2 separate regions of the Homo sapiens genome follow, and region 1 is linked to region 2. The links are chromatin loops, found by intact Hi-C in ENCODE. Cell type or tissue: CD14-positive monocyte. All regions are shown on one strand. Each heading gives the region's core, and the rest is flanking DNA. Links, peaks and the distances in the headings are about the cores only. Region 1 overlaps CCDC61 (coiled-coil domain containing 61). Region 2 overlaps IGFL2-AS1 (IGFL2 antisense RNA 1).

Region 1 (2,902 bases), core at 35-2,534, 170 kb after region 2:
GCCTTCAGGCGTGCGTCTATTTCGGCCATGTCAGCCGCCTGGTGCTCCGAGCTGTACTCTGTGAGAGCAGGTGTGGGTATGGGGGCTGTGAGGGGCCTGAAGCCCCAGGGAGTTCCTGGGCCCAATATACCACTGCCCGCACTACCATTCCAACGGGTCCTGGGGCTGGGAGAGGGGATGTGGAGTCCCAGGCTCACCTTTGATGGGGACCCAGCCCCCGGAGTTGGCCAGAGATTTCTGATGGTGGCTGCGTTCCACGGGGGGAGACTTCTGGTGATGGGGAAGGTAGGAAAGGGGGTCACCCACCGTCCCTCTATTTCTGTCCCCCTAAATCCCACTGGAAATCCTGAGCCTAAGGACCTTGGGGAAAAATAAGGCCTGACACCTACTGGCCATTCATTATCTGCAAAATAACCTCCTAATGTCCTCACAGAGCCCTCACCTCACATGTGAGGTGATGCCATTACCAACCCTGGTTAACTGATAAACAAAAACTAAGGTACAGAGAGGCTAAAGAACTGCCTTGAACCATACAGCTGGGAAGAGGAGGAGACAGGTTTCAAGACCTGACAGTCAGAAGCCAAAGCCCTAAAGAGCATCACGTGCCCCTCATTATTCCTTCTCCAATCTAATGCTCTCAAAACGTGCTGTTCCCAGGCCAGGTGCGCTGGCCCAGCCTGTAACTCCAGCGCTGTAGGAGGCTGAGGATGGCTTGAGGCCAGGAGTTCCAGACCAGCCTGGGCAACATAAAGAGACAATACCACCCCCTTATCCTGTCTCAACCCCACCCTGCCCCCCCAAAAAAGCCTAGTCCCAGCTACTCCATAGGCCGAGGTGGGAGGGTCTCTTGAGTCCAGGAGTTGAAAGCTGCCGTGAGCTACAATTGCCCCACTGCACCCCAGCCTGAAAGAGCGAGACGCACTCTTAAAAAAGCCCTATTGCCAAAGGCATTCAGAGTCGCCTCTGCACCTGATCCCCAGGAAGGAATCACAGGAAATGGGGGCAGCTGTGTTCCAGTGGTTTATGTTGCCCCTTCTACTCACCATATTGGACCCACTCCAGGGCGTTGGGCTGGGAGGCTTCCCACGGCGGCGGTGACCCCTGAGAAAAAGGAGTAACCAAGGACCAGTGGTGGGGAGGCTCTGGTACTTCCCACCTCCCCGACCTTTGTGGTTTCAAGGCCCCCAGGCTCCATCACCCAATTTCCCTGCAAAAGACTGTTTCTAGTCTCCCCAGAAACCCTTTGGAGGCGATCCTTTTCCCAAGTTCAAGTTTTACCCTCTGGAGAGCGACTCAGAGAAATCCTCCAAATCGCTGCAGGAGCTGGCAGACGAGCAGCGGCTGCGGAAACTGTCCACTAGAGGGAGACGGAGGGCGTGACCGCTGGCCCTCGCTGGCCCCGCCCAGTGCTTCCCAGGCCCTCCCAGCCCGCCCGCCCTGCCCAGTGCCTCCCAGCCCGCCCAGCCCCGCCCAGTCCCGCCTAGCCCGGCAGCCCCCAGCTCCAGGCCAGTTACCTGAGGAGCTGCGGTTTCGGGAGCGGTTAGGGGCGTCCCCTCGGCCAGTCAAGGCAGCAGGGGGCTGGGTCTGGCGAGACCAGGAGACGGACGGACCGTCCCCGCTTCCCCCACTGCCTAAGCGGTTCCGCTGCTGCTGCCTGGGAAAAAAGAAAGGAGACGCCGGTCTGTACGCCCAACTCCTGCAGGCAAGGGGGTCACTGCGCCCCTAAAGGTCACAGCCACGCCAGCGAAAGCCTGAGGTGACAGGCCTACGAGCGGAAAGCACGCAGAAACACAGACGAGGAGGTAGGACGGACGGAAGGGAGAGCAGGCGGGGTATCCGGCGAGAAGCGAGCAGGTGGCAGGGGATGGAGACTGATGGTGGCGTGGAGAGATGAGAGCCCGGGAGCGGGCACGGGCCAGGGACAGGGGCAGGTGAGGGAGGAAGGGGCACTGACTTCATCTGGATCTCTCTCTGCTTCCTTTCCTTGGCTTTCACAAAGGCCGTGGGGTCGAAGCGGAGCGCGCGACCACCTAGGACGGCGTGGGAGAGGAGGCGGCTAGGTCCGGAGACGGGCCTTGGCAGCGCCAGTGCGTCCCCTCCCTACCGCAGGGCAGGGGCACAGACCTGTGGGCGAGGGCGAGGGGCGCGCAGGGCGGCCCCGACCCCGGCTCCCGCGGCCGCTCTCCCGGGATGAGGAGCGCGCGGCGCCGCGGCCTCGCGACGCGGAGCGCTCCCGGGACGATGAGGCCCGGTCCTCCCGCGTCGGGGGCGGCTGCACCGGCGGAGTCCGCCTCCTGAGACCACAGAGGCAGCTGTCAGCTTCCCGCCCGCCCCGACAAACTCAATCGCGAGACTCCTCCCCGACCGCACCTTCTCCGAACCCTCAGGCCTACCCCATCAACTCCTAGACGTGCACTCCTGGGCCCATGACCCTCTCGATATCTTCCCCCCCAGACCTCACCCAATTGGACCCCTAAAACACCCCTCTGTCATTCCCCTACATCCTTTCAACACACCGCCTTCAACAGACCCTTCTTTCCGGAGTCTTCCACAACTCCCCGGAAACTCTTTCCAATTTTCCACCACCCACCCCATAAATGCCAGCGGACCTCACCCTGATCCCACCTGCTGCGCCGCACCCTTTCGCACCAGGAGACCCTAGGGCACGATCCCTTTCCCAGTCCCTCCTGAACGCCGCCCCAAGCCTGCGCATCTCCGCACAGCCCGGGTCCACCTCCTAACCACTGCACCCAAATCCTGTCTGGACTCCAGACGGGGTCCGCTAAGCCCCGCCTCCCCTTCAGCCCCGCCCCCTCCACCCTACCTGGCCCCGCCCCGCCCCCTTAGGCTCCGCCTCATCAGCCTCCACACCCTCAGGGCCCGCCCATCCGCCCAGGCGCCT
Region 2 (2,902 bases), core at 257-2,756:
TGAAGTCTTTCTTGACATGCCTCAGAAAAACATACCTGCTTCTCCCCCACTTTGAGGTCCAGTCCATTGAGAAATGCTGGCATTGTGGGGATGGTGCATACTGAGGGGCCTGAGGGGAGATGGAGCTTGGACTGGAGGCTCAATCATTCCTGGTGTTCCTAGCACCACAGATGACTCAGCGGGACTCCCGAATAGTCAACCCTTCTTCTGAGGGCGAGGGCCAGAGTCTCAGGGATTGTCTTTTCTGAATTTTTCTTTTTGATGGTAAAAAGATCCAGGTCCGTGATTTTGCAGAATACCCTAAAGCCACATGCATTTTTGGTCTCTTCAAAGTCAACCCCCACCCCCCATGGGGGAAGGAATGATGCAAGGCTCTTTGCCCCACAGGAGAGGGTTGGGGGATTACCAGGGGGCGTGATAAATATCCTCAGCCTTGGCAAAGAGGGCTGGGAGGGTCTGTGGTAGGCTGCAGATACAGTCCTGATTATCTCTCCTTCCTCATTCACACACTTGCAAAATATGACTTTACGTCTATTAAGATTTGGTATCCATGTCCCCATTCCCTTGACTGTCTGCACCCTGTGGAATTTGTGGTCTATAGGACACTGTGGAGTGATCGATCATGTGCCAGTTTTGAGTTAAGACTTTGCTCAAGGACTCTGGTACTTCCACTTTCTCAGGAAATTAAAGCAATGTGAACACCCTCTGGCCAGCCTGTTGGAGGGTGAGAGACCACATGGAGGAGACAGAGCCCTGATGTCCCAGCTGAGGACATCCCAGAAAAGCCTATTTCCAGACAACTGAGGACAGGTGAATGAGTTCTTTGTAGATGAACCAGAATCCAGTCTATCTACCTGCTGAGCACAGACATGTGAGCAACCCCCCCATCAAGGTCAACTGAGCCTGGCCCAGATCAACAGAATCACGAGATGACCTATGGACTCAGGAGCAATCATGATGTGGTTGTTCCATGACACTGAATGTAGAGGTCGTTGATTCTGCAGCACCAGCAAACTGACACATAACACCGTGTTTAATATTGGGTTCTGGGCTTTGGGGTCCCTGCAGAGTTCCTGATTTCAGCCCCAAGGGCTCATTCACAAATTTATTACTCAGATTCTACCCTGTCAACCCAGGACGTGTTACTTACACATTTCCCAGTGTGGGCAGCAAGCCACCCAGGTGCCGAGGCAAGAGACCGAGGGCACAAGCTGTTCCAGTATAATAAAGAAAACATATAAAATAAGAATAGTTATACTAGATATAGATCGTAGATATGATTATATATGAATATTACTAATCATTAGTCTGTAGCAATTACTCTTTATTCCATTATAATAATAATCTTCTCTCTACAATTATAACTTAAGAGAAACCAGGCCATACAGAGATAGGAGCTGAACGGACACAGTGAGAAATGACCAGAAGACAAGAGTGTGAGCCTTCTATTATGCCCCGACAGGGCCACTAGAGGGCTCCTTAGTCTAGCGTTAATGCCAGTGCCCGGGAAGATGCCCGTTACCTAGCCGACTTTGGTCTAGCGGTAGCGTCAGTGCCCAGGAAAAGCACCCACTACTTAGCAGACTGGGAAAAGGAGTGTCCCTTTCCCCGGGGGAGTTAGAGAAGACTCTGCTCCACCACCTCTTGTGGAGGGCCTGACATCCGTCAGGCCTGCCCGCAGTTATCCAGAGGCCTGTCTCCCTGTGATGCTGTGCTTCAGAGCAGTCACGCTCCTGGTCCGCTTACATGTTCCATCCTGTACACCTGGCTCTGCCTTCTAGGTAGTAGCAGAATTAGTGAAAGTACTAAAAGTCTCTGAAATGCAAAAATAAAGGCATAAGCTGTCTCCTTTCTCTCCACCTCAGCTGCCAAACAGGGAAGGGCCGCCTGTCCAGTGGATACATGACCCACATGACCTTACCTATCATTGGAGATGGCTCACACTGCTCACCCTGCCCCCTTGTCTTGTATCCAATAAATAACAGCGCAGCCTGGCATTCGGGGCCACTACTGGTCACTGTGTCTTGGTGGTAGTGGTTCCCCGGGCCCAGCTGTTTTTTCTTTTATCTCTTGGTCTTGTGTCTTTATTTCTATGATCTCTCGTCTCCGCACATGGGGAGAAAAACCCACAGACCCTGTAGGGCTGGTCCCTACATCCCAGGACTCTCTATCCCACTGTGGAAGACTTCGCAGTTGCCTGCCATGCTCCCACAAAGAGCTGGCCACCTGCCCCAGGATGAATGGGGGCTCTGTCCGAGTTGCTAAAGGTGTGCCTCTGGCCATATGCTGGGAGGCAAATGAGCTGTCAGGCAAGGGTAGGAAATATGTGGGCATCAGAGGACAAACAAGGAGTGAGGTGCCTCCCACCAGCCATACATCTGAAGTGCTGTCAGATGGCCATAGGGGCCAGCTGGGTATGGGTCCCCAACAACCAGGAAGGACACTGAGCATCTGAAAACCATTGGTCATGGAACACAGAACCCACGGGGAACACTATGGGTTCACAAAGACCCAGGAGGTCTATTGTAAGCCTCAGTATAGAGAGAGGAACACACTGAGCTTCTGATCACCCATTATCAAGGCTGTGCTGCTTTATGTTGATAGTCCAAAATTATCCTGCATGGGAGTTGGTCCACACAAATTATAATCACAAAGGCAATATAGAGGAGAGTGGGGGGGGCGGTCACAGGAATGAGCGTCACGGTGGCTGGGGATGGACCTTTCACTTAGCTGATCATGTGCAAACAGCAAGATTCATGATGAACTGCTCCACCACAAAACAAATAAATGGGTGTCTACAGTACACACACTGGGCCCCCCACTAACCCTGACATGCACAAGATGCCCTGGGGTTACCTGCCTTTCTGGGGGCTGGACCAAGGACCGATCTGGAACAGGTAAA

Evidence for each region. Hi-C counts contacts between places; a loop is a spot of excess contacts. Peaks named below come from ENCODE experiments on the same cell type or tissue, not always from the same donor. Only the 100,000 strongest peaks of a DNase experiment are listed, where the experiment ranks them.
Region 1: it touches region 2 in a loop (2.3-fold over the local background); 32 of 110 quality-filtered maps call a loop at or near these places.

Annotation. Positions count from the first base shown.
Region 1 is chr19:46,015,446-46,018,347 of GRCh38, reverse strand. It overlaps CCDC61 (coiled-coil domain containing 61), which reads right to left. Exons shown (of 14, transcript NM_001267723.2): 8 at 2,125-2,294; 9 at 1,955-2,030; 10 at 1,515-1,654; 11 at 1,279-1,357; 12 at 1,044-1,101; 13 at 198-270; 14 at 1-58. Among named protein-coding and RNA genes, the nearest start is that of MIR769, 2.0 kb to the left of the region's middle. RefSeq lists silencers at 1,426-1,485, 2,216-2,295, 2,763-2,902. In CD14-positive monocyte, for the core only: CTCF peaks have their summits at 916, 1,116 and 1,318 (motif pointing right); a DNase peak (open chromatin) is centred at 1,377; H3K4me3 peaks cover 1,113 bases; H3K27me3 peaks cover 846 bases.
Region 2 is chr19:46,188,193-46,191,094 of GRCh38, reverse strand. It overlaps IGFL2-AS1 (IGFL2 antisense RNA 1), which reads left to right. Exons shown (of 3, transcript NR_135234.1): 3 at 681-2,066. It also overlaps a transcript of IGFL2 not described here. Among named protein-coding and RNA genes, the nearest start is that of IGFL2-AS1, 13 kb to the left of the region's middle. RefSeq lists an enhancer at 769-1,063. In CD14-positive monocyte, for the core only: CTCF peaks have their summits at 1,249 and 1,455 (motif pointing right); a DNase peak (open chromatin) is centred at 1,494; H3K27me3 peaks cover 232 bases.